Regions from separate parts of the Homo sapiens genome. Here region 1 is linked to region 2. A link is a loop called in an ENCODE intact Hi-C map of the cell type or tissue named here. Cell type or tissue: B cell. All regions are shown on one strand. Links, peaks and the distances in the headings refer to the core of each region. The heading gives the core; the rest is flanking DNA. Region 1 has its middle 210 kb from the start of PPP1R3A. Region 2 overlaps DOCK4 (dedicator of cytokinesis 4).

Evidence for each region. A loop is a pair of places that touch in the nucleus more often than their neighbours do. Peaks named below come from ENCODE experiments on the same cell type or tissue, not always from the same donor. Only the 100,000 strongest peaks of a DNase experiment are listed, where the experiment ranks them.
Region 1: a loop joins it to region 2, with 7 times the contacts of the local background. A loop is called at or near these places in 6 of 110 quality-filtered maps.

The regions. Positions count from the first base shown.
Region 1 is chr7:113,701,435-113,718,043 of GRCh38, reverse strand. No RefSeq gene overlaps it. Among named protein-coding and RNA genes, the nearest start is that of PPP1R3A, 210 kb to the left of the region's middle. In B cell, for the core only: CTCF peaks have their summits at 7,345 and 7,551 (motif pointing right); a DNase peak (open chromatin) is centred at 7,563.
Region 2 is chr7:111,737,486-111,754,094 of GRCh38, reverse strand. It overlaps DOCK4 (dedicator of cytokinesis 4), which reads left to right. Exons shown (of 53, transcript NM_001363540.2): 43 at 6,652-6,828; 44 at 7,678-7,761; 45 at 11,963-12,082; 46 at 12,434-12,555; 47 at 12,881-13,001; 48 at 14,618-14,699; 49 at 14,852-14,961. Among named protein-coding and RNA genes, the nearest start is that of DOCK4-AS1, 63 kb to the left of the region's middle. RefSeq lists an enhancer at 10,575-11,216. In B cell, for the core only: CTCF peaks have their summits at 11,960 and 12,162 (motif pointing left); a DNase peak (open chromatin) is centred at 12,164.

The DNA of each region.
Region 1 (16,609 bases), core at 3,061-11,060, 2.0 Mb before region 2:
AGACAACTTTAAATATAAATATAGGTCTGAATATTTCTAATTGCAAGAAAATTTCCTATTCAGACACATTTAGTAGAGTTTTACAAATATATGTTGCAGCACCATCTAGCAAACTCCTGGTGTATTTACCACATCACAAACATTTTGTTCTTTTTCTGGTAGTGAATATATTTTGCTGAATATCTTCAGAGTTGTGGAAAATTACATTTTTTATGAAGCAGAAGGAAATACTCTCAATGATAACTCATTACATAGACATTCTAAATTTATACTTTTAAATTCTATTTCCTATATATAAGCCCATGCATTAGAATACAATATACATGCTTTTCTTTTTAAACACAACTCCTCGAATATAATTTTAACATATGCCAATATTTGATATTCTCAACTGTTTACTTTATTGGTCTATGGATGAAATAAAACTAAAAGCCTTGTCTATTATAGCTAGGTAAAATGATGTAAATGGGAAAGTTCATAAATCATAAATTTATATTTTAATATTATTATTCTTGATGACAGTGCAGACAGTTTATGAAATGGAGGAGAGTATTGTAAGTGGGAAAACATGAGTTTGGACATAAACCAACTTACTATTTTTATGACCTTAGGCAAATTATATAACCTCTCTCAAATCTTAGTTTCCTGAGCTTCAACCTGCCAACAATGATAACAACAGTAATAATGAGGCATTGAGAAGAAGTGCTTTGCACAGAATATATAATTCAATAGATTATTTTTCATAATTTACCTCCTACTAAGTTGTTTCTGACTATTTTACAGGTGAAGCTATTAAGAAAGTAAACTGAAAAAAAATCATTTATCAAATACTCAATTTGTCTTGACTGCCTAGGTTCATTTTGACTTATTTCAGACAAAAGTTAACATAGTTTGCATACCAATAGCTCAACATGACCAATGGCAAAATAGTCATTTCTGTCAGTTCAGAAAATTGGTTGGAAGTTTTCATTCAGAAAAAGCAACTATTTTATTAACTGAATTGTTCTGTCTTTTCAACTGGTTAAGGTCTATAATTATATCCAGAGGAACAAATCATCTGAAAAGAAAAAAAAAAGCTGAATTCCAGTAGAACATGCTGAAAATAACCAAGTGAATTCAATGAGCTGGTTTAAGTTGCCTGATTTTTAGAAACATAACCCACATTACTAAGATAAAATGTTTTTCCACTAAGCAAATGTACAAGCAAAACAACCTCCAGGTTTTTATGTCTAGAAACTGTTCTTATTGTTTGAATTGATAGCTGATTTGAAGCTTGGGACACAGGCTGGGTTACAAGCGTCATAATGTCAGCCTGTCAACTATCACATTTCTGAAACACAGCATCCAGTTACTTTGGACAGGGAATGGTCTGCTGGATCCTGAGAGTTCAGTCCCTGCCAGCAGTCTTATAATAGCTGAAGGATGCAGACAGTAACCTTTCCATTTAGCACCGACAAAGATTCCACCCAGAAACCCAAAGCCTGGGAAACACCCGCAGAGGTTTAGCTTAAGTCAGAGTTAAAGCTCTAGTTTCAGTTTATTGTATTTTTTGTCCTCTTTTCTTTTTTTAGAAATTAAGAGACGTTTGACTGAACCAAATATACTGTTTATAAACAAAACACTAAGAACCTTGAAAGCACTAATCAAGTCCTATGATTAAAGCTCCCGTGTCAACTGCTTTGCCTCTTGCATTAACATCTAAATAACACCATTCTGATGGCATAGGAACAAAAGAGTACACGTTTATGACTGGACTATATAAAAGTGACAGAAAGAAATTAGCAGTTAAGGCTTTTCAGAGAAGGTTGGCCTCTTTGGTATAACTAAGCAACCTTTGAGAAGCAGACAGTGGTATTTCAGCACTTGAGTACCATGCTTTGCTGGGTTATTTCAGACACTACAAGTAATGTATTGTTTAGTTGTACCCATGTACACCATTAAATGCATCACAGTGTGGCATGGATTCAGCAAGTTTTAGTCATAACATGCCAGCTGGAGAATATTAAGGGGGGAAAATCCGTTTTCAATTTCTGCTTAATGTTCCGGTGATAATAATGTAACTCACTTCTGTAAATGTATTTACCTTTCAAACACGATAACTACTATTCAACATATAGGTAAAAATAGAATTTTCAGTAATGTGGCATTTGCTTACTCCCACTTCTTTACTCAGTTTTTGAATTTTGTTCTTATTCTTCATTGATACATATATGTTTCAACTTTTCTTTCTTTCTCTTTTTTTTTTTTTTTTTTTTACTTCTAGGGTTAATTAACCTTAACACTAGACTGACATTTGCCAGGTTTACTGGAGCAACAAAAATGTCTTTGTAGGCAAGAATTATACAAACACTGTGAATGTATTTTGCAATTGTTTTCCTGAACATTTTATGGCTACTAAAACCTTATGGTGGGCTTTTACAGTAATTATTGTGGCCTATGAAAAATGTGCTTTTTTTTATTTTTGCCATGAAAATAATTTTCATTTGCTTTCCTGCCCCAATCATTAAAATCTACCCAGAGGATTCCTCCTTGTCTACTGAGCATGTCTACTAAGACCTGCTCCATATTTAACTTGCTCTTAGATCACACCATGGCTTGAGAATTCTTTTAATCTCTTTTCCATTTATAACTGTACTGCTTGACCTTTTTTCAGCAAGGTGTCTTGTATATAAAATGTCAGTGAGAGGATTACAGACATGGGACAAAGACATAGTTTAATTAAAAAAGGTCCTGCGAGACTGAAAAAGGTTACTGGCCTAGATCACAAATATTTAATGCCAGATGACTATTTATGAGGCTAAAATAAAAAAAAAAAGAAAAAATGGCCACTAGTAATTGACCAACCATTACATTTGCAATAATTAAATTATATTTCTGATTAAAACTTTTGCTTTGTCCTTATGATAAATTAAAACATTTAAGCTATGAGTCATGCCAGTTAGAAAATTAAAATTAATTCAACATTATTTTAAGGGAGACAATATAACAGAGGTCTATAGACCTGGTTATTTTTAATGTCAAGGTCTGAATATTTTTTAAAATTCATTCATTGCTTAGAAACTACTTATGTGAAGCTACGTATGGTTTGACTGAACCAAATACATCCATGCAACAGGTGGCTTTGCCACCCATTTATCTTTTCATCTTACCTCATGTACATGCACATATATACAAATTAAAATAGTTAACAACTGAGTTATTTAACCACCGATTCAGCAATGACATCAGTTAATCAGATGGGATCCCCAAGCAGTCTAAAAGGATACTGCTATTTAAAACTAGTTTGACTATAAGTATGAAGGCCAGCAGAATTACACACACACATTCACACAGAAACACACACACACACACACACACAGAGTCATGTGCTGCAGAACAACGTTTCAGCCAATGACAAACTGCATAGTCCACAGAGGTTCCATAAGTTTGCAATGGAGCTGCAAATATCCTATTGCCCAGTGACTTTATAGATGTCCAAACATCATAGGACAATGTGTTACTCACGGGTGTGTGGTGATGCTGGTGCTGCCAGTTGATAAAGTCTAGCACATACAATTGTGTATAGTATATAATACTTGATAATGATAATAAACAACTATGCTACTGATTTATGTATTTACTGTATTACACTTTTTAATCATTATTTTAGAGTGTACTCCTTCTTGGAGTACAAAAAGTTAAGTGTAGAACAGCCTGAGGCAGATCCTTCAGGAGGTATTCCAGAAGAAGCATACAGGAAGTGAGAGCTCCCTGTATATAACATTACTGTAATGTTATATAATAAAAAATGGTAACAATCTGCTTTAAGCTAAACCCTTATCACACTTCCTTTCTAAAACTCAAAAGCTTTTTGGAATCAAACATCCCACCTGAGCATTAAGACGGTACTATGCTGCAGGCTTCCAACCTTAGATAATGATTGATCTTTCTGAAACCGTGAGTTAGGAATCTCATTCTTGTTTGTGATCACTTCTTGATATTTGCCCTGATCAAACACTTCCTCATGTGCGGGAGAATTTGCAGTTCTATTGGAGATACTTGTATGTTTTGTGGACATATAGAAGATAGCTTTTGGTGATTTTACATGACTCTAAATTCAAAAGTTCAAAAACTCAGAAATTCCTTAATTAGTAATATATGAGTATATGGCTCTTTCAGGCATTTGAATGTTTCAGCCATAGAAGCACCAACAATAGCAGGGATAGGACAAAAAATAATAGTTTCAAAAAGTTTGATCCATTCAGTATCTGAATGAAATGTATTCAGGAAGAACTCTGGTAATTAGCAGAAAAGAATGTGCTTACTGCTCATTCATTCAATGAATTGATATTTAATTTAATGACTACTATATGTCTGGCACTATGTCAAGTGGGTAAATAAAAATATAAATATTTTCTCTACTTGTGGAATTAAGGGTCTATTGAGGATGAGGAAGTGATAGATTTTTGTCTAATAACCATACTAATAAATATATAATTACAAACCCAGATAAGTGATATCAAATAAGAAATGCTCTATAAAATCTCACTCGAATGAAGATGATCTGGATAGTGGCTGATCCAGATGAGGCATGGTGAGAGATGAAGACAGTACAGCGAGCCAGTTCTCAAGGAAGGCTCAAGGACGAGAATCATAGAAACTTCCAAGGCTTCAGGAGAAGCCAGTCTGGAACAGACATTTTTACAACTTAAGAATAACAAATCTTCCACAGAAAAATAACCTGACTCCCATGAAGAATCAAACTACCATGGTAGACATTTAGCCAAATATGGATATGATAGACAATCTAAAATATTATAAAATAAGCTTTTCAAAATAATTTTTAAAGACAGATAAGCAGGAATGAAAATGTTAATGTATGATAGAATGCTATGGTCACACACAGGGAAACTAGAAAAAAAGACCAAACAAAATGTAAATGTTAATTAAAGAAAAAAATAATTTAATGGAAGAGTTAAACAGATTAGGAACTGCTGAAATGGTATTAGTAAGCAAGATGTTGAAGATGAAGAAATCACTCAGTATATGTCAAAGGCAGCATAGAGAGATGGAATTGAAAATATGATTTTATTAGCCAGGATCCTCCAGAGAAACAGAAGCAATATGATCTCTCTCTCTCTCTCTCTCGATAGATAGATATAGTATATATATATATATAGATATATAGTATAGATATATAGATATATAGTATATATATAGATATATAGTATAGATATATAGATATATAGTATATATATAGATATATAGTATAGATATATAGATATATAGTATATATATAGATATATAGATATATAGTATATATAGATATATAGATATATAGTATATATATAGATATATAGTATATATAGATACAGATAGATTTATGCCTCTATCTATATCTAGCTATATAGATATAGATATATCTATAAATATGCCTCTGTGTGTGTATATGCAGATAGATAGATAGATATGCAGATAATTAAGCAAAGAAAGGAGGGAAAATAGTAAACAAAACAAAGTGATAGAAATAAGTCCAAACATGTGAGGGAGAGACAGAAAGATACAGAGAGAAGAGGGAAGGAAACAGATTTATTTTAAGGAATTGGCTTATGCTATTGTGGAAGCTGACAGTCTCAAATCTTCTGGGCAGGCCAGCAGGCTAGAGACCCAGGGAAGAGTCATGTTGCAGTCTTAAGTTGGAAGGTAGTCTAGAGGCAGAATTTCTTCCCTCTCTGAAGATCTTAATCTCTTCTCTTAAGGCCTTTAACTGATTAAGTGAGGCCCATGATATTGTGAAAGATAATCTGCTTTATTCAAAGTCTACTGATTTAAATACTAATCATATCTTTAAAAAATACTTCAAAATCTAAACTTGTTGTTGACCAATACAACTGGGCACTTTAGCATAGCCAAGTTGTCACATAAAATTAACCATCACAATGAGTGCATATTAAGAGATGCCAAAGATAGAGTGAGAAAGTCTCATGTTTATTTGGAAGGTGTTCCAGAAGGAGAGGTAGAGACTAGCAGTGAAGCAATATTTACAGAAATATTGCCTGAAAGTCTGTCCAAATGTAAGGGAAAAAAATAAAATTTTTGATTTAAGTGGCACACAAATTCAGAGCAAGAAAATGCAATTAATTCCACAATGAGTGGGTTATTATGAAACTGCAGAACATAAAAATAAAAAGAAAACATTTAAAGGTTTCAAAAGAAAAGACACATCATCTACTAAGGAAAGGTAAGCAGAATAAAAACTGTTTTTTACCATCAAGAGCTACCACAGGTAGTGGAAAAATACTTTCAAAGGACTCAGGAGAAATGATTGAACAAATGGACTTTTATACCCAGCTAAATGATTGATGAAGAATAAAGGCAAAATAAAGGCATATTTTTCAGACAATATCTGAGAGCTTTTCAGTTTGTGGATTTTACTGAAAGAAAAATTAACTGATACATTTAAGTATCTACAAAAGAGGATTCTGATGAAAAAAAATGATGATGCACAAAGTGATTTTCCCTAAAGAAATTTTAAACATTTTAATAAAACTCAGTAAGCTTTGATTGCAAAAAGTATCTGGTTTTGAGGACTTCCAAAGCAAGTAGTATCTAAAATACTGGACAGCTACCCTTAAAGAGGGGAGTATGTTAAAAAATAAATTGTTCTAATGTTTTTGAAAGGACAGAGATATTATTGAATGTTCTACTTTGTTATGTCAAGAATGGATGTTAAAAATAAAAGGACAACTGCTAAAGAAAATGAAAATAAAATACATAATTTCTAAGCTAGTAGAAGAATAAAAGGGAAATTACAAAACAAGCAGAAAGTTAAGCAAGAAAGGATGTAAAATCGTAAAAAAAAGATGACAGATGTCCAAATACATGCTAATAATCACAAAAATGTAACCGAATTAATAAAATATAGATTTTAAGATTAAATTTATTTTTGTTCTAGCTTTGTTTCCTGACAGCATCTAAGCATTAAAACACAGAAAGGCTGAAAGTAAAGTGATGATGAAACATACACTGAAAAATACTAAAGAAAAGGAAACTAGTGTTGCTATGTTAATTTCAAATAAAGTCAACTTTAAGGCAGATGATAATCACCTTATGACTAGCCCCTTGAGTCATCTTAAGTAACTAAATTTATATTCACTGGAAGAGAACTACTAACAGAACTTATCAAGCCACCAACTTCTGGAGACTATGACAGATTCTCAGGAAGCTGTCTGGACAGTATCTTAGGGAATGTCATTCTGTTACTAAATATTTTAATATTAGTACTTGGGTAGATAGTTATTCTAGGACAGCGTGATGCATTTGGATACTTTGTCAGCCCAGGGCTTACCCTCTGGTTTGGAAAACCAAACTGATTTAAAAAAAGGCGTAACTAAAAAATAAAAAGGAAAAGGCCACATAGAGGATTTTGACTAAATGACAGATATTCTATGTGTCTGAGACATTTGGATTAGTGCCTAGTTGACCCAGTAAGCTATTATGCAAATCCTACAAGTTCCATTCACCTTAAGTAAGTGCATGCTTTCTGAGGGACTCCTGGTTGCAATTCAGTTTATGACCACTAGATGGCATGTTGCCTTTTTGCAAAGAGCAAACGTCGCAGACCTGTCAAGTAGCCTTAAGAAGGAAAATTACTGAATAAATAGATAGATAGAAAGGTAATTGTGGATAATGGAAGATGGATAGAGAGAGAGAGAGAGAGACACTGTATAGATAGAAAGGTAATTGTTGATAATGGGGGGTAGACTCTGTCATGAATTAAAATTAATTATTATCTACTTAGAGATAAACTATTAACAATGATGCCAATATAGTGATTTCTAAGATCCTTTTCCAATGCTACAATTCTATAATACCATTTGAGACAGCATATAAACAAATTAAACTTTCTCAGACATCGGAAGAAATTTATATTTCCTTTTAAAATTTGTTTTATTTACTGTTTTATAAAAACTCTTTTGTGTTTTACGTATTCCAGATATTTGGCAACCACATCCCAGGTTAGTCTCATTCGTACTTGGCCTGTATAATCTTCTATTTTATCTCCTAGAGGCAAAGACCTATTCAAAGTCTGCCTGAAGATGAGTTCATTGGGCAGTTAGGCAGCTGCTGCTGTGAGATCAACATTTTGTCCTTGTGGTCCCTTGGAAGGCCCCAGGGCTTTCCTTTTTCTCCAGAGGTGTGCCCCCACTGCTGTTTCAGATGCTAGGATTTCATCCAATCATCTAGTCTGCAAATGTCTGTCTTTGCCTCTTCCATTTCTAGCACTTTGACTTTTGCTGCATGTCTTGACCTGGACAAGTCACTTCATTTCATTGAACCTCTGTTCCTTCACCTGTGAATTAGAAAAAGTGTAACTTGCCTCCCATGGTTATGTGAGAATCCAAAGAGATAATGTGTAAAGTACCTAAAACATGGGCACAGATTGACATATACATTAAAGAATTACATTTTTGAAATTCTGAGAAAAAAATTCAGAGATAACATGAAATTCTGACAAAACAATCTCAAAAAAGCCTGATTCGAAATAATGAAGGGGATAACTAGCAATGCCAATGGGGCTATTCACGTATTCTCTTAGAAGTTCAGAAATTAAAAGTACAAATACACTTCCCAAATGGATTATCATGATTATACAAATTTGATCCAACTCCTCTATCATATATTCATTCCAACAGGTTTGATCTTGTATATACCTATTAAACCTGTGATTAAATAACTACTTTAAAAAAAAGGACAAGTAAAAATTGTTGCTATGGGCTTTTGAAATAGAGTTAAGACATTTAAAGCCAGAATTAAGTAAGTTTTGAGAAGAAAACTAGGATAAAATATCATTCAGCTGAACGTATGAAAAAAGACTTAAGAATATTAATTAGGTGAACATCAATGTTAGCTACCTGTGTGATGAAGCTGACCAATAGGCTGACATTACCTTTAGGCCCCTTAACAGAAATAGTGTCTGCAATGAGGAAGGTGTTAGTCCTATTATGTTTGGCTCAGGTCACATCTCAAGTAGAGTATAGTATTTGTTTCCAAGTGCAAACACTATCAAAAGTGTACTGGCTGGCATACCTTAAGACATAGATGCTGATGGTCTGGATTAGTGGGAGATAGGGGGTTCCAAAGGAGATAGGCTTACTGGGGTTTGAGAAAGTCCACTTTTGTGGCCACAGTTTGCTATTTGAAGGTCCCAGATAAAGTCAGTAGTCAAAATTGGGAGGTGTGTAAAGTTGCCAGATAAAATCAAGAATATACTTTAGTTGCGTGGGACATACTTTTATACTAAAAATTATGTTTTACTTATCTTAAATTCAAGGTAATTTATATAATTAAATATGTCCCTTGCAACTAAAGTCTATTCATTGGTTATCAGAAATTTAAATTTAACTGGGTATCCTGTATTTTTATTTGCTAACTCTGGCAACCCTGGGGATATGATATAAGGATGGGGATGTTCAATGAGCAGAAAACACAATGACAATGATTTCAGAGAAGAGATAGTTAAAATCTATATTAATGAATGCAATATTGCAGCAAAATGAGTCTTTCAGCGTTTGATTCATATTAATACAAGTATCTTATTGTAGACAATGGTCAGAAGTTATATAAAATTAAAAGTCATTGACATTTAACTCATTTTAAATACTAAAGCTTATGAACACTAGAACAATTTCCTTTGCTAGTACCAGCCTGGCCATGTTCAGACACTTCAGTTTCCTGTACCTGCCGTGTATCCCAGCTGCATATCTGCAGAGTGCAGTTGGTGGACATCAGCTTCTTCCTGCCCTCTTAGGCTTCCTTGATTAGAGCCTTTGGGAGCATTGTGTAGCCACAGCCTATTCTCTTTGGCTCCTACTCAGTTGCAGGTCTGACTTTTTTTTTTTTTTTTTTTTTTTTTTTTGAGATGGAGTCTTGCCTCCGTCACCCAGGCTGGAGTGCAGCGGGGCGATCTCGGCTCGCAGCAACCTCCGCCTCCTAGGTTCAAGTGATTCTCCTCCTGCCTCAGCCTCCCGAGTAGCTGGACTACAGGCACTCACCACCATGCCCAGCTAATTTTTGTGTTTTAGTAGAGACATGATTTCACCATGTTGGCCAGGCTGGTCTTGAACTCCTGACTGCAAGTGATCTGCCTGCCTCAGCCTCCCAAAGTGCTGGGATTGTAAGCATGAGGCACCGTGCCTGGCCTGTTCTGACTTTTCTTACAGACTATGCAGGCTGTAACTTCACTCCTTCCCTTCTCTAGAGGTGACTGAAAAGACCTCAGAGGTTTACACTTCAGGTGCCCACTGAGTGGTCCAGAGGTGATGGGGTGCTTTGTGATTAGGGTGCCAGTGTTAGAATGAATGCAGGGAGGCAGGGAAGGGGATGAGAAAGAGAATGTCATGAGTCACCAAAGGTAAATGCAGCAGCTGACTGATGTTTGAAATAAGATTCATGCCAGCAAGACTGAACATTGCAGTATTATAAATGTGTGAAATCCTGGGCAATCAGAGCACACAGAACAGAAAGAAAGTTAGTATAAAGAAACTCTGAAAGTAAAGTATAGGACACTAGCCATAGCAACTGAGATCTTGAGAATTTTTACAGCTAAATTTAAATGGAACAAGAACAAAGATTTTGACACATATCACATTAGAATTGGGAAACGAGCAAAGACTGGATGAGCAGAAAAGCTGATGGTGCTCAGCCATAGCTTTCCATGTCTCTCCTGCCCATGATTATCCTTGGTGGTGGTGAAGGAAGTTTCCAAAGTACATTTCTCAGGGCACTACTCCTCTGATATGCTCCATGAGCAGAAAAATAGATTTCTAAGATTATTTTTAGAAAACACTGTGTGTTATATTCTCCACCTTGAGGATGATTATATTGCACATTAACATATTAAAAGTTTTGAGAAGTCCTGCAGGGTTAAAAAACAAAAAGTCATTTGACTTGGTTCCTTCCAGCATTTGTGTTTGACCACATGACTTTCTCTGGGTGCCACATCTAGTAGTATCTCACAGAACAAGCATTCTGTAAAATCACTGTGTGGGGTGTGGGGTGGGCGGCATATTACTGGCATATGTGGATCAATACTCTGCAGCTTGTCTACCAGGAAGAATTCCAAAGAAAAATATCCAGCATTGTGAAAAGAAAAATAATAATACTTTTAAAAATATGTAAACTTTAGAGAAGTGCAAATTGAAAATCAAAGTTCAAATAATTTGCTCGATGTCACTAGCTCATAAGTAATGGAGGCAGGATTTAAATGTAGGCATCTGGATGCCCCAAGCCTACACTCTTAACTAGTCTAAAAATAGCTGTTCTTTCTTCCCACATATATTTATTAAATATGTAAAAATATGATGGATAATAAGTATATCATGGCCAGGCACTATGTAGGCACCTTTGACACATCCGTGGATAAATAGACAAAATTCCCTGCCCTTGTGAGCTTATATTTGATGATGGGATACAGTGATAGGTTAACTCAAATAAGTTAATTATATAGTTGCCCTATAATTCTATAGATGCTAGTAAGCAATAAGAGCTATGGAAACAGATAGAGTAGGAAGGCCAGGGCATTCAGAGTGAGTAGGGGAAGATTATCATTTACCACAGGGAGGCCAAAATGGGATTCATTGAAAAGGGACATTTGAGCAAAGAGTCAAGAAGGTAAGGGTGGGAACAGTGTAAATATCTGGGGTAAGAGTATTCTAGTCAGAGGGCATGGCCAAGGTAAAATCAGGAGCATGCCCAGTGTATTCCATGATGAACAAGGGGGCCAGTGTGGTTCGGTCAGAGTGGGTGAATGGAAGGGTAGGAAGGCAGGAGGTCAGAGAGGAAATGAGGAGCCTGCAGTGCAAGACCTGTGTAAGAACTTGGGCATATGACAAACAATTGAAAAATAATGAGGGATTTATAGACTGAGGAAAACAAGACATTGTGAATCCGATAGCTATTTTCATTCCAGAAGGTGTACACTTGGATGCTATATTGATCTTGCTCAGGGATTGGCCTTGGGGGCTGCAAATATATATAACATAGGGGAAGATATGGGGAGGTAGATTTGGCTTAGATTTGAGGAAGCACCATCTGACCATTTGAAAGAGTCCTTTGAATGAAGGAACAAGTTCCCACAGGAAGGGAGGACCTTCCATCTTAGTGTTATTCTAGCAGAGACTAAGTTTATTTGGGAAAGAAGAACAGGTATTTAGGTATAAAACAAGCGATTCAGTGATAGAGCTGCTAAGATCTCTTCCAAATCTAAATTCTGTGATTCCATACAAATGGCTTTAGATGTATTTGCAAGTCAATGAAATATAATATTGATTGCTTTTTAATATATATAACATAAAATTGACTATACCAGTTTAAACATTTTTTGAAGTGTACAGTACAAGAGCATTAAGTACATTCACATTATTGTGCAATCAATTCCACCATTCATCACCAGAACTTTTTCATCATCCCAAACTGAAACTCTGTACACATTAAGTAATAACTTGCAATTTCCCTCTCTCCCCAGCCTTTGTAGACTAAAAACACTATTCTACTTTATGTCTCTATAAATCTGACTATTCCTAGTACCTCACATAAATAGAATCTTAAAATATTTGTCCTTTGTTTCTGGCTTATTTCAGTTAGCATAAAGTCTTTGAGGTTCATTCATATTTTATCATGTATCAGTGCTTCATTCCTTTTTAATGTTGAGTTACATTCCATTGTAGGTGTATTAGGGTTCTCCAGAGAAACAGAACTAATTTCCATATTAAGAGATTTATTATAAGGAATTGGCTCACATGATTATGGAGGCTGGAAAGTCCAAAATCTGCAGTGTGGACTAGCATGCTTGAAACCCAAGAGCTAATGGTGTCGTTTCCACCCCAAGGCCAGCAGGTGGAGAGACAGGGGAGCTGATGGTATGCATGAACTCCGAAAGTAGTCTGCTGGAGAACTGCCTCTTGCTCCAGAAGGTCATTCTTTTTGTTTTATTCAGGACATCAGCTGGTTGGATAAGACAAACCCCCATTATGGAAGGCAATCTGCCAACTCAGAGTTTACCAATTTAAATGTTAATTTCATCCCCAAACATTCTCCAAGTTGACACATAGAATTAACCATCACCCGTCAAAAGTGGTCTACAAAGAACTTAAACAAATTTACAAGAAAAAATCAAACAACCCCATCAACAAGTGGGCAAAGGATATGAACAGACACTTTTCAAAAGAAGACATTTATGCAGCCAACAGACACATAAAAAAATGCTCATCATCACTGGTCATCAGAGAAATGCAAATCAAAACCACAATGAGATATCATCTCACACCAGTTAGAATGGCGATCATTAAAAAGTCAGGAAAGAGGTGCTGGAGAGGATGTGGAGAAATAGGAACGCTTTTACACTGATGGTGGGAGTGTAAACTAGTTCAACCATTGTGGAAGACAGTGTGGTGATTCCTCAAGGATCTAGAACTGGAAATACCATTTGACCCAGCCATCCCATTACTGGGTATATACCCAAAGGATTATAAATCATGCTGCTATAAAGACATGCACAAGTATGTTTATTGCAGCACTATTCACAATAGCAAAGGCTTGGAACCAACCCAAATGTCCATCAATGATAGACTGGATTAAGAAAATGTGGCACATATACACCATGGAATACTATGCAGCCATAAAAAAGGATGATTTCATGTCCTTTGTAGGGACATGGATGAAGCTGGAAACCATCATTCTGAGCAAACTATTGCAAGGACAGAAAACCAAACACCGCATGTTCTCACTCATAGGTGGAAACTGAACAATGACAACACTTGGACACAGGGCAGGGACCATCACACACCGGGACCTTTTGTGGGTTTGGGGGATGAGGGATGGGTGAGGGATAGCATTAGGAGAAATACCTAATGTAAATGACAAGTTAATGGGTGCAGCAAACCAACACGGCACATGCATACATATGTAACAAACCTGCACGTTGTGCACATGTACCCTAGAACTTAAGGTATAATAAAAATAAAAATAAAATAAAGTAATAAAAATAAAAACAAAAAAATTGATAAAATCTTTATGTGATATCATAACCCTTAAAATATTTTATATGTAATTGACAGTGCTCTTTAGTAACTATGAAAAAGCCCTTAATTGCTATATAATCTAATAAAGTGATTATGTCGATGGTTAAAAAAAAAAGAATTAACCATCACAGTAGGAATATATTGCATTGTGTTTATTGAATCATCAGTTGATGAACATTTTGGTTGTTCCTGCCTTTTTTTCCTATTGTGAATAAAGCTGCTATGAACATGGCACAAATATCTGCTTCTTGAGTCTCTGCTTTCAATTATTTTGAAGGTGAACTCAAAAGTAGATTTACTGGATCACGTGTTAATTCTATATTTAATTTTTTGAGAAACCTCCATACTGTTTTCCACAGAAGCTACACCATTTTAAATCCCAACCAACAGTGCATAAGAGTTTCAATTTCTGCACATCCTTGTCAATACTTGATATTTTCTGGTTTTGGTGTTTTTTTTGTTGTTGTTGTTGTTTGTTTGTTTTTAATCACCATTCTAGTGGGTGTGAAGTGTTATCTCATTGTGGTTCTGATTTTCATTTCCCTAATGATTAGTGATATTTGGCATCTTTCCTGGGCTTACTGGTCATTTGTTTATCTTTTTGGAGAAATGTCTATTCAAGTTCTTTGGCCATTTTAAAATCAGGTTGTTTTCTTCATTTTGAGTTGTAGTAGTTCTTTATATATTCTGAATATTAATTTTTTATCAGAGGTAAGATTTGCAAATATCTTTTCCTATTCTGTGGGTTGCATTTTTGCTCATTGAAAATGCCCTTTGATTCACAATAGTTTTTAATTTTGACAAGTCCAAATAATATAGTTTTTCCTTTGTTACCTATGCTTTTGATATCATATTCAAGAAATCTGCTAAATCCAATGTTATGAAGCTTCCTCCTATGTTTTTTTCTAAGCGTTTGGTAGCCTTTACTCTTAACATTTAGGTCTTTGATTCATTTTGAGTAATTTTTGTATGTGGTATAAGGTAAAGACCCAACTTTATTCTTTTACATGTAGATATTTAGTTTTCCCAGTGCCGTTTGTTGAAGAGACCATCCATTGCCTGGCTTGGTTTCTAGGAATTAAAAAATCAGGAATAAAAATAACCTGAGGTTTATTAGATTAAGTCAATTTCAACCGATAAAAGATTTAACTTCTCAATTATATAAAAAACGTAATTGCTTTCCTAAGTTAAAAACAATCATATAGATACAATTTAAATTAGCACCAGTTTTAAAATGAGCATTATACTTAAACTTCTGTCTTGTTCTAAAACAGCTATGGATAATATTCTGTATATGCTTTTCCAAGTTGTTGTTGTCAATTTCATATTTATATGAATAATCCTCATTTTTTTATTAGTTTTCAGAGGTTCATATTTTTAAACTTTTTTTTCCTGTTTATTCTTTTAACCTTTCAAGGTCAATTAGAACAGTTTTCTGGTTTAAACTGGTATACACTGAAACTCCTACCTTTAGATAATCTACAAAAATGCATTAGTGGGTTATACTCCCTATTCAGGGCTATTAACAAAGATGCTAAAGATCATTAGCTTAAGGGATAGATAATTCCTACTAGTAATGGATGTACAACTGCTCTCTATGCTGATAATATCTAGTTCTATCAGAAGCTTTTAAAAGACATAGATCAAAAGTCAAGGTTGCCCCAAATGTAAAGATTGGAGAGATGTGGATTGCTTAAGATTAATTAAATAAATTCACTCCTTAAATATTTATATATCAATCCCATTTAGGATGTGGAGCTTCAGTTAGACTTATTACCAGATTTTACCCCTCAAAGACTCTTACATGACAGTATTTGCTCTCCTGACTTTTTCTCAAAGGACAAAATAATTTGCCTTATTGTTAACAGTGGAGTTCCATTTTGGTTAAGAAAATACATTGTATCACTTGTGATCTGCCTTTTGCTATGCTTATTGATGGCAGTGTATTTGAAATTAGTGAAAAAAATGGAGACCTGAAATCGTGTACCTCATTTCAGCTGCTTAGATTTTGAAAAACACATTCAATAAGCTCCTACACAGGACTCCTCAAAGTTCATTTCAGTACAATCCACTTGCGTTTATGTTTCATAATAACCATGCTTTATGACAGTTAATAAAGGTTAAGTATATTTAGCCAAGAAAGTAAAGGGTTAGATGTGTGAATCTAACTCTGCAATTGAATAATGAGATCAGCAGTCAGAATTGGGGCAAAGTTTATTCATTCTAGTTAAAACAATTTTTGTAATACAGAGAGCAACTTAAAATTATACCAGTGCAATGATAGGTGAAACTTGCATCTCAAAGTCTTCAAGGGTGAGGATGGAAATGTATTTTGGGGGTGGTAGTGATCATATTTGCAACATTTCTATTATAGTGAAGAACTCAGCAAATGAGAAGCCATACATGCACTGTTTAGAAGTCAGCAATTCTATGTGATAAGCAAGGGGTTTGGCAACCTCAAAATTTTCTTTTAAATGTTATTTTAAAAATTAAACACAGAAAGCCAAAATCTTACTGTAAAATTCTAAGAAAAGTGAAAACTCATGCAC
Region 2 (16,609 bases), core at 7,602-15,601:
GTCATCCATGCTGCATTAATGATTCAGAGAGCCTTTAGCTACTTACTACCCAGAGCATTAAATCCTGTGAAGTCTCATCAATGGTCCTAGCCCTTGGAAATGTCATATACACATACAATGCTAATAAAAAATAGCATGCTGATAATGATAAAAGGAGCATTACTAAACACAACCTTTCAAACATCAGCTGCCTACTTTATTAGAATATGTAATCTTATGTTCTGTCAAATGGAACAAATCAAATTCAGCTGTTTTGTTCCCTGAACACAGCCCACTCTTAACAGCTTTTGTGTTTTTCTCTTGTTCTTGCTGCCTAGAATGTCCTCACTGTCGATTAAAGCTATTGGTTTCCTGGTTTAACTCCTAGTGTAGAAGGTCTTCAAGAACAGGGACAGGTAGTAGGTGCTCAATACAAATACATCACGTTGAATTGAAATTCCTCATCTGCAGATGTCAGCATCTGAAAACCAAGAGATGTTTTCATTTGTTCGGCTCCAAAGCTCATTTGCTAATAATACACCCAACCTTTTCTAATGCAAGTCCATTTATTAACTTTATTTCACTTAGTGTGAATGTTCATGTGTTTCACTGTAGAAATATTATATTTCCTTTTTGTTTTTGAGACTGGGTCTTGCTCTGTCACCCAGGCTGGAGTGCAGTGATATGATCATGGCTCACTGCAGCCTTGACCTCCCGGGCTCAAGTGATCCTCCCACCTCAGCCTCCCAAGTAGCTGGGACCACAAGCATGTGCCATCACAACTGGCTAATTTTCTGATTTGTTGTAGAGATGAGGTGTCACGATGTTGCTCAGGCTAGTCTTGAGCTCCTGGGCTGAAACAGTCCTCTAGCCTTTGTCTCCCAAAGTGCTGGGATTACAGGCATAAACCACCATGCCCAGCCTTATTAATGTAATGCATTTGATTAAAGGAACCTGCCCTAGATCCTGCTAGGGGTTACATAATATACCATATATGGCCCTATACTGCCTTTCTAAAATCTGAAAAGTTCTTCATTCTGAAACATGTGGCACCAAAGGTTTCAGATGAAATTGGGGACCTTTATTTTCTAAATCACAGACCCCCCCCCCAATAGCTTATCAACTTTTGTTAAGATATCAATGCCTTTGAACTATTGTTTCCTCTGTAGTTTATTATTTTCAAAACCCAAAAAAAGTGTTTTTGTCCTGATTAAAAAATTAGCTCATTTCAGCTGGGTGCCATGGCTCACCTGTAATCCCAGCACTTCGGGAGGCTGAGACAGGTGTATCACCTGAGGTCAGGAATTCAAGACCAGCCTAACCAACATGGTGAAACCCCGTCTGTACTAAAAATACAAAAAAGTAGCCGGGCATGGTGGCACGCACCTGTAGTCCCAGCTACTTGGGAGGCTGAGGCAGGAGAATCGCTTGAACCGGGGAGGCAGAGGTTGCAGTGAGCTGAGATCACACCACTGCACTCCAGCCTGGGCAACAAGAGCAAACCTCTGTCTCAAAAAAAAAAAAAAAAAAAAAAAAACCTAAGCTGATTAAAAAATTTTTAATCAAGACAAACATTTATAGTTTAGAATCCATAAATGATTTTTTAAAAATCCAACTAAAGATTACGAGAATATTTTCATACCACATCCTGCCCATCAGAAAACAATGTGCCTCTTTCTAAATACTGTATACCCAGAATCTAACCACTCCTCAGCGCCCCCACCGATAGCGCCACCTAGTGCCTGATTACTGCAGTAGCCTCCTAAAAGATTTGCTTTCCCCCTTATCCCTGTAGTCTCCTCTGTACATGGCAGCCAGTGACCTTTTTAAACTTAAGTTATAGCATACAAAAATAGAGAAAATGTATAATGATATAATGAGCCTGACTTACCCATCATTGCTTCAACAGCCATCAAGCCAATTTTGTTTCATCTACATGTCTACCTGCTCCCTCTCAACTGGACTATTTTTGAAGTAAATCTCAGATGTCATATCACTTCATCTACAAATATTTTAGTATTCATATTTATTTTTAAAAACCTGAAATATTGTCACATTAAAAATTAACAATAATTACTTGATCATAAAATGTACAGTGTTCATTCCACACTTTACCAAGTCTTTTATTCTGCATTTTAGACCAGCCTGGGCAATGTAGTAAGACACCGTCTAAACAGAAAATTTAAAAAATTAGTCAGCATGGTGGCATATGTCTGCAGTCCTAGCAACCTCCTACTCCAGAAGTTGAGGCCAGAAGATCACTGGAGCCCAGGAGTTTGAGGTTACAGTGAACTATGATCATACCACTGTACTCTAGCCTCGGTGACAGTCTCAACCCTCTTTTTTAAAAAAAAAAAATTATATATTTTTAGGCCAGGCATGGCGGCTCATACCTGTAATCCCAACACTTTGGGAGGCCAGGGCAGGCAGATCACTTGAGGTCAGGAGTTCAAGACCAGCCTGGCCAATATGGCAAAACCCTGTCGCTACAAAAAATACAAAAAGTAGCTGGGCATGGTGGATCACGCCTGTAATCCCAGCTTCTCAGGAGGCTGAAGCAGGAGAATTGCTTGAACCCAGAAGGTGGAGGTTGCAGTGAGCCAAGATTGCACCACTGCACTCCAGCCTGGGCAACAGAACAAGTGAGACTGTCTCAAAACAGAAAAAAAAAAAATATTTTTACTCTATTATTCGAATCCAGATTTAAATAAGGGCCATGCATTGCAATTGATTGAAATGTCTTCTAAGTCTCTTTCAATCTGTAAGTTTCCCCTTGCATCACTTTCCTTATTTTTTTATTGAAGAAACTAAAGACTGTTTATCCTGAAATGTTTCCGTATGTGTGGATTCTGCAGACTGCATCCCAGTGAAGTCATATAACATGTTTCTCTGTCACCTGTATTCCTTGTAAATTGGTAGTTAGAACTAGAGACTTGATAAAATGTTTGCTTTTATTTTCACAAGACTACTTCATACTTGGTGTTATGTGCTACTGGTTGTCGTGTGTGTGTGTGATGTTGGCAGCCACTGGTGATCATTGACCAGATCCATTAATCTTTTATGGGTTGCAAAATGGTGATATTTTATTTCATGTTTATTTACTCATTGGAATACTCTGTAAAGAGAAATGTCCTCTCACTAAATATTTGATTACCCTGAGGTACAGGAAAGATAATGCTGTATTCTACAAAAGCGACTGGAGGGGTTTTTGTTTGGTTGGTTTTTGGATCATTAGTAACTCATGGATATAAGTATATTTGTTTTGTTTTAATCCATGGCAGTTATTAAATTTAAAAATGTTCCATCTTTGCCTGTTGGGAGCATCTTCAAAATGGCTCCTGAGTCTGTTTTCACAGTATCCAAGTAGTGTTTGTTACTGAGCTAACACACAGGATCTGATTGTCAAGTTCGATGCAGGACTCAGCGACCCCTCCCAGCATCAAGCTTTACTAGTAATTTCAAGGCAGGCAGGATGCTCAGATAAAGCAGCGAGATTTCTGAGACATTACACATCGTCTGCTAGGTCCTTCTTCCCCACATCAGTAATAATTCAGAATTATAGGTGGAGTCCCTGAGGTTCACAGGGTTCCTCATTCAGAAGCACGTTTAAATTATGAAGTGTCGATTATGAAACATTCCATTTTCTACTCCAGAGAGTTAGTTGTAAAGCTTCTCAGGGACATTCTGTAATCATGCCTCATGGATTCTGGTTTATTTATTTACTTAAAGAAATCCTTTGACTGGGGACTTTAGGGCATTCTGTAGATAACATCTCTTCCTCCTAGCAATTACTTTTAGTCTGTTTACTTGAAGGTTCAATTGACAAAGAGATAAGACATAGTCACCTGTCTTTTCTGTCCCTTAAGGACATTCCCCAGTAAAGAAAATGAATGGATCACAGGCCAGATACTTTCATGTTTTCCTCCCATCCTTACCTTTACCATCCTTCCTGGTAAGACGAGGTGGTCTAGGATCACTTGAACATCTCCTGCCCCAGACCTGAAAGCAGCTATTTCTCCAATGACTCCTTATTCATTTTAGTGGTGAACAATATTTAGAGATTGTAATCTGAAGGATAGAGGAAAGTAATTCTTGGTGAACACTCTATCACATATCTTTGCACACTTCTTTGACCGTCCCCTTATATTTCCCTAGAAGTGAATTAATCAAAAGTATCCCCACTGTAACCACTGATTCATGGCTCAGCAATGGGATATATCGTTTACACCCTGTCTAGAGGGGATAACTAGTCTTAGGAATACTTATTTCCCCAGCATCTTCTCCAACACTAAGTGTTGTATATTTTAATCTTTCCAAATAATAGACCAAAATTATACTGGGGTTGGATGTTTTGTTTCAGCATTTTTTGAATGCTAAGTGAAGATATGTTTTCATATATTGATGAACTCTATACCAATCATATCCTTTGCCCCTTTTCTTCAGTATTTGGCAAATATTAACATTTTATCTATCCTTCATGTTGGAAATATTTTCCAAGTCGTTTGTATTTTGCCTGTGTTTATTATGTCTTGTTTTATTTACTTTTAGAAAATTTGATTTTTAATAGCATTTGAATTTATAAAGATGAAGATTGCTTTTTTCTTATAGCCAAAAGCACATAAAACCTACTATTGTAACCATTTTTATGTGTGCAGTATGGTAGTGTTAACTATATATACATTGTTGTGCAACAGATGTCTAGAAGTTTTTCATCTTGGAAAACTCAAACTCGATATTCACTGAACAGAAGTTCTCCTCTCCCCTTTCCCCTAGACCCTGGGAACCACCATTCTATGTTCTAAGATGTTTTGCTTACTTTTTAACTTTCAGTTACTCAGAGCTCTCAGACTTTTCCTTTATGGTTTAGGTTTTGTGTACATAAAACAAAGGTTTAGTGTTACAAATAATCTGAAAGTAAATACCCGTTTTCCACCATTCAGGTAAAGAAACAGAACATTGCCAGCAGTATCCTGCAGGCCTCCTGTGCACCTCTTCTCAATTATAGCTCCATCTTCACCATAAAAGTAGTCACTATCCTGACTTCTATGGTATCCATTCCCTTGCTTAGTGTATCACCTATTTGCCTCTCTAAACAAGTCGATTTGGTTTTACCTGGTTTTGAACGTTATATAACATACTACTTGTGTTCTATTGAGACATATTTGACTCAGTGTTGTGTGTAATATTTTTCCATGTTATTGCATGTGATTGAAGTTTGTTTCATTGCTGTATACTATTCCATTCCATGAACATATCACAATATGTTTATTCTCTTGTCAATGGACATACGGATTTTGGAGATTATGAACATTTTTGTACATGTTTCCTGGTACACGTGCACAAACCTCCTACCCCACTTTTCCTTATATGCCTAGAATTTCTGAATCGATATACACACACACACACATGTATATATATCTTCAACTGTTTTTCCAAAGTGAATGAACCAACTTGAACTTCCAGTAGCAGTAATTGAGAGTCCGTTGCTCACAGTCTCACTCTCATCTGCTGTTGTCATTTTTACCATTTCAGTGGGTGTTTAGTAGTATGTTATTGTAGCAGTATTTTTCACATCTTTGATCACAAATGAGGCCCAACACCTTTTCATTATTTGTTTACTGGCCATTTGAATGTATTCCTTTGTAAGTGGTTGTTTAATTCATTTGCTCATTTTTTATTGGGTCGTTTGCCTTTTTCTTCCTGGTTTTTAAGAATCCTTATATACCCTGAACACGTGCTTTTTGATGGTTACACATGTTACAAAATCTTCTATGTTCTTGCTTATCTTCCCTTCTCTTTGTCTTTGATGAATGTTCAGTCTTCATATTCTAGGATTTTTCAGTGTTGGTTTAAGATGATCCAAGTGACCTTTAAAAACTCTAATTTGTTTCCTTGCCTGAATGAACCAATATTTAAATATGCTAATTGTAGTCCTGAATTACTTGATTGCTGAGAGCTTGGCAGACCTTCTCTTCAAGGCAATAGCAGTCCCAATGACATACATTTGAAGAGCACTTTTATCATTTTCACAATTAGGTCCTCCATACAGCCTGGAATTTTTAAGTCATTATGATTCTATTTGGCTCTCCAACAAATAGATCCTGCAGTATATATTATCTTGTTTTCTATAATTCCCAACTGTGTGCCATCCTGTGCCACCTTATGGTGCTGTTATATATATATATGAGGTTCATGTGGCATATGTCCCATCTTCCCAACTGGGCTGAAAGCTCCTTGACATCAGAGGATCCATAAATGCATCTTTATATCTCCCATGGTGCTTTGTATCAAATAAGCATGAGAAAGGGGATAATATTCAGGGTCTCTGAATATTTAACCCTTCAAAAGAAAAAAAAAACTAGTTTTAAAAGACATGAGATGCTTGGATATTATTTTAAGGATTAAATTGGTTGTTGCAGTGCTAATGTAGAATTGATGATTATCCAAACCACATTTCAATGAATAAGTATAATTACCTGCCCTTTCCAAACCTTGCTAATGAACATCCCACTTGACTTCCACATCCTTGTCTATTCTACGGAATGGCCCCTGGTAGAGATATTGATGGAAGCCAAGGGGGAGCACAGATAATTCAGAACATGGATAAACTACTTTGTCTTTCTTCTTGAATGTCACAAATTCAATATATATTTATGTTCATTTGCTTCTCAGGTAGAAATGAGTCCTCTGGAAAATGCAATTGAAGTGCTAGAAAATAAGAATCAGCAGCTGAAGACTCTGATTAGTCAGTGTCAGACAAGACAGATGCAGAATATTAATCCCCTGACTATGTGCCTGAATGGAGTTATAGATGCTGCAGTTAATGGTGGCGTTTCCAGGTATCAAGAGGTAAGGATTAGGTATTGTTGTTTCAGAGAAAGTTTTCAATTGTGACTTCTTAGGGTTTCATGAATCTTTTTTCAGACTATGTACCCATATCAGCACGCAAACATAGGGCTGCGATTGACACAGAGTCCTTTGTTAAATAGAGCAAACATACAGTCATTTGTAATTGCCCAGTAACTCCATTTTCCCAACATGTTATATTTGGATAATAAAAATGTGTGTGTGTGTGTTCATTCTTGCATGAATAAAAGTAGAAAGGACATTAGGACTGTTTAATAAATATCCGTCTAAAATAATTTCTCTAAGCAAAGAAGTTCATGGGCATAGAAAAGTCTGATCTGGGCTGGGCTCAGTGGCTCACACCTGTAATCCCAGCACTTTGGTTTGAGACCAGCTTGAGCAACATAGGAAGATCTTATCTCTTATTTAAAAAAAAAAAAAAAAAAAAAAAAAAAGATAAGACCGATCTTGCTTAGATGATACTTTAAGTGGACCTTTCATCTGCTCTCTTAAACAGAAAGATATAATACCCTGGAAGGTAAGGCCACCATCTAGGTCACACTGAATCTTAAGGCAGTTTGTTTTAGGATACAAGCCATATAGCTTACTGATTTGGGCTTGTTCTTTATTTTAGCAAGGGTACTTATTGTACAATCACTGATCTTCCTTTAACAATTCTTTCCTTATGTTCCCATTCTGACCAACCACCTACACTAGTAATCAGCCCATCTGTCCCAAAATGTGGTTTGTAATGGTGTCATTTCCATAAAGATGCCAGGTCTTTAAAAACAACTTGTCTTTGACTTGCCTTGTACTCCACTAAAGTAGACTGATTCTCCTTTCCCTTACTAGGCATTCTTTGTCAAAGAATATATCTTAAGTCACCCTGAAGATGGGGAGAAAATTGCACGATTAAGAGAGCTGATGCTTGAGCAGGTAAGGGAAGCAGAAGCCAACCCCCTTCTATTTTGCCTGGATATGTGCTTGCTTACCTAGAGCCCCCTCTGCATGGTTTCCTGCATCAGTGGTCTAACAGAAGCTGGCAAGCAAGGGTGACAGATTCCTGTAATATATCCCAGCTTGCTAATTTCTACTTCTTCTTCCCACTCCGATGCAAAAATTAATTTAACAATGAGTAGACTATGGCAGCCAGTTACAGGTTGAGTATCCTTTATCCAAAATACTTGGGACCATAAGTGTTTCAGATTTTGAAATATTTGCATATACATAAGAGATATCTTGGGGGAGGGACCCAAGTCAAATAACAAAATTTATTATTTCATATATATCTTATACACATAGCCTGAAGGTCATTTTATATAATATTTTAATAATTTTGTGCATGAAGTTTCGACTGCAACCCATCACGTGAGGTTGGGTGTGGAATTTTCCACTTGTGGGATGTTGGCATTCAAAAGGCTTCAAATTTTGGAGGATTTCTGATTTTCAGTTTTTGTATTAGGGATGTTCAACCTGTGAAACAAACAACTTCATGTGGTCTCTTAAAACATTCTTTGAATGTTCTCTTCCTAGAGACTTGCTGTAGGCTTGATGCCAACTTTTTTTTTTTTTTTTTTTTTTTTTTTAAGACGGAGTCTCCCTCTGTCACCCAGGCTGGAGTGCAGTGGCATGATCTCTGCTCACTGCAAGCTCCGCCTCCTGGGTTCACGCCATTCTCCTGCCTCAGCCTCCCAAGTAGCTGGGACCACAAGTGCCCGCCACCACACCTGGCTAATTTTTTTTGCATTTTTAGTAGAGACGGGGTTTCACTGTGTTAGCCAGGATGGTCTCGATCTCCTGACCTTGTGATCCACCCGCCTCAGCCTCCCAAAGTGCTGGGATTACAGGCGTGAGCCACCGCGCCTGGCCGATGCCAACTTTTCACTCAAAATTCTGTGCTCAGAAAAGTTCAGGCCAACTCCAAATATGAGGCATGAATGAAATTTTTACTTAAGCATTGTAATAAGGAAGTGGGCAATCAGTAGATCTTGCTTTAAAGCAGTGTCATATTTTGCAAAGTAAACCTATAGGTTACATGATATGGACAAAACTACATACAACTCATCATTTTCTACCCCCAGAGAAGCGTGGTTTATTTATTTGGAACCATCAAGTACAAAGAACTGGAATGAGTAATCTGTTGCCTACTGTGTCCCTATTGATAGCCTGAAATGGTTTGAAAACCTCTGAGGTAGGAGACATGGTTGGAAGCCTGTGTTAAACAGGAAATAAAGACATTTGCTTCCTGTGAAAAGTGGAATATGTGTGATGAAACATGACAAAGGCATTTCTTTCTACCCAATAATGCCAAATTAATAAGTAAAGCATGCTCTTTGGATTAGAAAATGAGGTCGTGTCTGGTTTTCATCCATCTTTTATGCTCTGTAGGCTTAGTCCACAAAACCTAATACTACAGGGAGAGAGGTGGCCACAGAAGAGAGAGAAGAATTACTTGAAGCTGATCTGTAAGGAAATAAAGAATAAGTCAAGTTCTCAATGTGACTCTGGGTGTTTGTAGATACTAGAAGTGAGCAGTTGAGGTCATCCATTACTTAGGATTATGCAATGACTTTAACCTTCATTGATTTTTAAAGATCTGTGTTTTACCTCTTATGAATGGTTCACTCCACCCCAGGACTGTATCTGCTGGATTCAGCCTGACTGAATTATTTCCCCAGAATTAAATGGTAGCTCAGGGTCAAGAAGACTGCCAAGAAAAATAAAACCAGGGAACCTTTATTTCTTCTACGTCCTGCTTATGTTCCTGAAACCTTGTGGAAAGAGCCATGGCCTAGAAAATGTGAGATCTCTGTTATAAGACAAGCAGTGCACGTGACTGTCAATGTGCCCTTGGCCAAGTCTCATCATCTCTGTGGGGAGGTGGACTGGAGAGGGCACCATCCTTCTCTGGACCTCTGCAAAGTAGTTCAGATAAACTCTCTAGAGGACAGAGACATGCACCACCCCAGTGCTCCTTCCAGGACAGACTTACTCTGCCTCAGCTGCAGGAAATGTGGCTCTCAACAGACATCTCCAGCTGTCAGGCCCTTCAGGGATTGCCTCCACTGCAGAGAGCCACTTGGCCCAAGGTTGCTACCTTCTCAGTGGTGCACATCCCATACTGAGGAAGCAATAGAAAGCCTGGCCATTTGGGACCAACACAGGACAACTTTGACAGACCATTAAAGGTCCAGAGGTTGAGGTAGGAGTATCATCTGACACCAGGAGTTCAAGACTAGCCTGGGCAACATAGCAAGACCCCATCTCTACAAAAACCTAAAAACTAGCTGGGTGTGGTGGTGCATGCCTGTAGGCCCAGCTACTTGGGAGGCTGAGGTGGGAGGATCACCTTAGCCCAGGAGTTCGAGGTTGCAGTGAGCTATGATCACACCACTGCATTCCTTCCTGGGCAGCAGAGTGAGACTCTGTCTCTAAAAAGATTAAAATACAGATAAATTTTTAAGAACATTCCAGAGGTCCCTTGGGTTTGGCAGTAGCTGACAGGACTGCTGTGCAGCTCAACTTCTTTTCTTGTCAAGTCCGGCTTCTGTCCCTCCCCCTGACAGGCATCAATCCCAAGGTACACCCTGATAAACATTATGAAATCCATGCTGGAGTCTACTTCCCAGAGAACCCAACTTGCAACATTCTGTGAACAAAAGGGAAGTCACCCAACGCTAGTGTTTAAAATGGAGAAGACTGGGGGCCTCTGCGTTTAGATCCACCTCCTACATCCCTTCCATGTCCTCATCACAGATGTAGCCTCTCCCTTTATGCCTCATACACACTGCACTCCAAGTGTGCCTTTCAAAGGCATCCTTGATATTTGTTATGCAAATATGCTGGCAGTGGGCAGCATCCAGAGCCCCGTCCCTTAGGGAAGGTGCTGGATGCCCCAACCCGCCAGGGTCAGTCCTGTTTGACCTGAGCTTTCAACCTAAAATCTTCACGAGCTGCAAAGATTAAAAATAGCAACAATAACAACAAAACCTTGTGGTGATATAGGATTCGTTTTCCTCCCAGTCTATGGAATTTGTCCTTTTGACCATGTTAGCATGGGGGGCATTTTTAAAATACAAAAGACAGCTGCTGCTCGAATCAAAGGAATCACACACTGTTGATGGTTGCACAAAGGAAGGTTGAATGTTTACCTTCATCTCTTCGGATCCTCACTGCAGGAAAGTTTTTTAAGTAGGACCTGCTCTCTCGTTGAATTATAAGTGAATATGAATAATGTTTTTTGGGATTTTTTTCTTTTTTCTTTTTTTTTTCTTTTTGGAGACAGAGTCTAGCTCTGTCACCTAGGCTGAAATGCAGTGGCATGATCTTGGCTCACTACAACCTCCACCTCCCGGATTCAAGCAATCCTCCTGCCTCAGCCACTCGAGTAGTTGGAACTACAGGCACGTGCCACCACACCTGGCTAATTTTTGTATTTTTAGTAGAGACAGCGTTTCACTGTGTTGTCCAGGCTGGTCTTGAACTCCTGACCTTGTGATCAACCCGCCTTGGCCTCCCAAAGTGCTGGGATTACAGGCGTGAGCCACCGCGCCTGGCCAGGAATAATCTTTTTAAACAAAAACAAGAAGCATGGAAACTGTCATAGAATTCCTTTTTGTTTTGTTTTTTCCATCCTCCCTGGCAGATTCTGAAAGTCTGTGGGAGGGATGGATGAGCACAGAGGAACCTAGTGGGAGAGGGAAATGTGGGGGGAGAGGGTGCCATGCAAAGAAGAGATCTTTAAGGGAGAATTGCCGGCCCTCTTAACAGTGAGCAGCACATGCCCCTATTCCTTCTCCACCCTGGGGAGAGAAGGAAGGGGCCAAAAGGACACATAACTGTTACGAGGCATTATAATTATAGATCTAAAATACATGGGAAAGAAGCCTGGGGGAGTAGGAAAATTAAGTCTGAAATCAGAACCAAGTTCTAATCCCCATTTGTCTTTTATCCATGCAGGATTTTTCAGATCCTCAGTTTTTCTTCACCTGTAAAGTGACAGCTGTTCCTACCTTGTCAGAGGCAGAGGATTAGCAATAATGCAAGCGAAATGCGTAGTAAAGTGCTCGGCCCATAGCAGGCACTTAGTGAGAGGTAGTCATTGATGTGAGGTTTTTTCCTTATGTTGTGAATTAAGGCACAGATTCTGGAATTTGGTTTGGCCGTGCATGAGAAGTTTGTACCTCAAGATATGAGACCCCTTCACAAAAAGCTGGTTGACCAATTCTTTGTGATGAAGTCGAGCTTAGGGATACAGGTATGTATACTTAGGTGTCCATGGCGGGGCAGCCTGATCACTGCCGTTTGCTTGTTAAAGGGATGATGATGTATCCAATAGTGACATCTTGTGGTTTTTCTACCAAACTGCACTGTTTTACCAGGGAGCCCTCAAATACAATTGCCTTGTCTGCTATTTGCGAGGCTTTCCTTTTGGGAAAACACAAATGTAAGTGAGGGAAAGCCAAATAATACTGGAACTTGCTTTAATAGCTCCCTATGTGAAGACTTGATGGCAATTAGGATGTGTGCCTAGTATGCTAACCTGTCTCATAAGTTATTTTGCCCAAATCATTACTGTAATGAGATATTTCCTTTACTACATCTTTAGGAGTTCTCTGCTTGTATGCAAGCCAGTCCTGTCCATTTTCCTAATGGAAGCCCTCGTGTGTGTAGAAACTCAGCACCTGCTTCTGTGAGCCCAGATGGTACCAGGGTAATTCCTAGACGCAGGTAAGTCATATTCCAAATTATCTTACAATTTGGCCTCACCCGCAAGCTGATCTGGAATGGTTCTCTCATTCTTTATGGCACAATTTGTCAAATACGCTATTTCTTAATGAAATAACTAACCCGCGAGGCAGCTGCAGACCTCTGCCACCAGTAAAACAGCAACAGCATGAGAAATAAATAAACTCAAACATTTGATTATATTGAGGCAAACAGGAGAAAACAAAACGGAATGTATTTTCCCCCCTTTGGTTTCATAGCATTCTAGCACATGATAAAGTACAATTTGGAGACTGAGTTAATGACCTTTTTTTTCCCCCTGAAACAGCCCGTTAAGTTACCCAGCTGTCAACCGATATTCTTCCTCCTCACTGTCCTCACAAGCTTCTGCTGAAGTAAGCAATATTACAGGGCAATCAGAAAGCTCTGATGAAGTCTTTAACATGCAGGTACTTAATTAGCTTTTTGTCTGGTTGTGTTTATTCCTTTTCTGTCTCAATCATGAGTGTTTCTGTTCATTCTGCTGTGCTGATGAACAGACCAACAAGCAAGAACTTGGCTTAAGGACAAACCTTTAAACACTCTTCTTGCTTTATGGGTCTCTAGAGTCTACAAAGACGTTTCTCTTAAAACTGCCCCATCGCTTTAAGACGACATCAGCAAGCGATGGAAAAGCCTAGGCACGCTGCACAAGGTTCAGCTCTGAGACCTGCCCCAAGTTCCTTCTGCAGTCCAGGACTCTCAGAGTGTGTTGCCACTCACTAGCTGCCTCTTAGCTTGCCTTTTTTTTTTTTTTTTTTTTTTTTTTTTTTTAGCGAGTCTCACTCTGTCTCCCAGTCTGGAGTGCAGTGGTGCGATCTTGGCTCACTGCAACCTCCGCCTCCCGGGCTCAGGCAGTTTTCGTGCCTCAGCCTCGTGAGTAGCTGGGATTACAGGTGTGTACCACCACGCCCGACTAATTTTTGTATTTTTAGTAGAGACGGGGTTTCACTATGTTGGCCAGGTTGGTCTCGAACTCCTGACCTCAAGTGATCTGCCCAATTTGGCCTCCCAAAGTGCTGGGATTACAGGCATGAGCTACTGCGCCCGGCCCCTCTTAGCATTCCAAAATGGCTTTTTTTTTCTTTAAGAAGACATGATTTGGCTAGGTGCAGTGGCTCATGCCTGTAATCCCAACACTTTGGGAGGCCGAGGTGAGCGAATCACCTTGAGATCTGGAGTTCGAGACCATCCTGGCCAGCATGGTGAAACCCCGTCTCTATCAAAAATACAAAAATTAGCCGGGCATGGTGGCGCATGCCTGTAATCCCAGCTACTCGGGAGGCTGAGGCAGGAGAATCGCTTGAACCTGGGAGGAGGAGGTTGCAGTGAGCCGAGAGCATGTCACTGCACTCCAGCCTGGGCAACAAAGCGAGACTGTGTCTCAAAGAAAAAAGAAAAAAAGACATGATTTGAGGGTCTGTTTTAAAATTATCTTTACTTATGTACATATCAGAAAGTTTCCAAAGGTATTTTTTTTATACAAGAAAAATGTAGTTTTTAGGGATTTTAGAGCCAGTATAACTCCTGCAAGCAAACATTTTATTTAAACACTACTAATATGGCATTTATGATAGTTCAGTAAGACTAAGCTGAAATTTTCCTCACCACTATCTTTGGAAAGGAGACATAACACTTATTTCCAAATTCATGCTTTGAACATACTTGTACAGATAACAAGAAGGCATATTTTATGCCTTTTAGACGCACTCGCCTGTTTTTGGGCCCTAGGCTGGAAGTCATTCTACTTATACCTCAATGAAGGAATGCACTGCTAACTGGTACGAAGTCACAGTGTATAGCTGAATCTAACACGAAGGCATTCCTTTGGCAGGAGTCAAAATCTCAGACTTTTCATTAATTCATGCAGACTTCTTTGTCAATCTAAGTTATTAAGATTTTCTATATTGTTAAACGGACTTTTTGTTGCTAATTTGAAAAAAAGTTGATGATTTTGTTTCAAATACGTCAGTGTCGTGGGAAGCCTTTAATCAGGGTATGATAATAGCTCCCTGTGTGTTTCCAGCCAAGTCCATCTACCTCAAGCTTGAGTTCTACTCACTCGGCTTCACCTAATGTGACAAGTTCTGCTCCATCGAGTGCCAGAGGTCAGTGCCAGAGTGTGGGGAAGACTGAGGGTGCCCAGAGAACCTTCTAGTCCTGGGAACTGTGGCCAGCTGCCACACGTTCAGGCTCTCGCCTCCAAACAGGTGCAGCACCACTACCATGCTGATGATCCTCTCTCTCCTTCTCTTCCCAGCTTCTCCTTTGTTGTCTGACAAACACAAACATTCCCGAGAAAACTCTTGCCTGTCACCAAGAGAGAGACCATGCAGTGCCATCTATCCAACACCTGTGGAGCCTTCGCAGGTACTCCTTGTAGGGTAGAGAAACTAGAAAACAAGGACAATTCTGGAATTGCTTACCTATCTCTGCAGAAACACGCGGTAGCTGCCAAAAGCAAGCAGCTGGGCAGTGTCAGACCAATCCAGCTGGTGAAGATTGCACCTCTGTTTTCTGCCCATGGTTAGAAATTTCTGCCTGAGCCATCTTTTTTTTTTTTTCTTTGAGACAGGATCTCGCTGTCACCCAGGCTAGAGTGCAGTGGCACAATCCTGGCTCACTGCAACCTCCACCTCCTGGGTTCAAGCAATTCTCCTGTCTCAGCCTCCCGAGTAGTTGGGATTATAGGTGCCCACCACCACACATGGCTAATTTTTGTATTTATAATAGAAATGGGGTTTTGCCATGTTGGCCAGGCTGGTCTCGAACTCCTGACCTCAGGTGATCCACCTGCCTTGGCCTCCCAAAGTGCTGGGATTACAGGCATGAGCCACCACTCCCGGCCCTGAGCCATATTTCTGATAGGGACACATGGTAGTTGCTTGGCAGTGATGCTAAAAGGGAAATGGGAAGTTTACCCTCCTTGATCTATTTCATTGCTGCTTCTTAAACATTATGCAAAGTAGTTGGGTGAATAAAGTGCCTGTGTTTGCATGCCCTGTGTATGTAACAGAAGTCTGGGGGAACCTCTTAAACTAGGAAAATACCCTTGAAGAGAAGCATTCTCCTGCCCAGCAGTCTTTGCCTTTGCCTAGACCTATTTAAAAGAGCTGCAATCGATTCCTATCTGGGTACCCATGAGTATAGGAGCAATTTGTTTGCCTTTGCCATTCTTGAATGCATGAGAAAAGAGCGGTTCAGTCCTCAGCCTTTCCCTGTCAACTGCTCATGCGAGTAAGGGAGCTTGGCCCTCACCCCCTGCCTGAACTTGGTTTTGAAGTGATCCCTGTTTTTCTGAGAGCAGAGGCTTGGGCTCAGCCCTTGGGCACTTCAGGAGCCTTGAAGGGTGGTTTCAAAGTTGAAGATTCATGGGTAGCCCTGAGTTTTAAAGATTTGGGAATAGTTTAGGAGCAGAGAAAAATAGTTATTTCTACTCCAGCTAATTTCTGTTTTTCTACACCATCCTGGCAGAAGTCTGTAGCCACATCCGGAAGTGGATGAGAGAGAGTGGGATTTGGCTTCATTGGTTTGTCTTTGCTGATTGTGTGATCCTCCCGAAAGTCCCAGGGTACCGCCTCTGCACAACGCTGATGTCTTGCAGAAATTATATCTGAGTGCATTTGGCTGGACTAGCTATTTCCCTTTGTCACTTGATGATGCTGCAAGGGAATTTCTCAGTTTGTTCTGCTCCAGGAGAACTTCTTGTCAGCATGGGCAACTCTGAAAGCCTTCTCTGATTAGCCTCCCAAGTTTTCTGGTTTTAGTAAAATTGGAAGCAGTATATATGTTGCTAAATTTCAATAGTGTGCACTGCCGTAGTACATCTACTTTTAAGGACTTGGTACCTTCTATTTAATATATTAGGTAAAACCATGTAAAACTGGCATTTTTATAAGTTAAAAATTGTAGACTATCAATTATTTCATATATTTTTTACCTAATAAATGATTTTTAACATGCAGGGGTTAAATTTCACTCACTAGTGATTTTTTGAACTAATATTTCTCCTTTAATT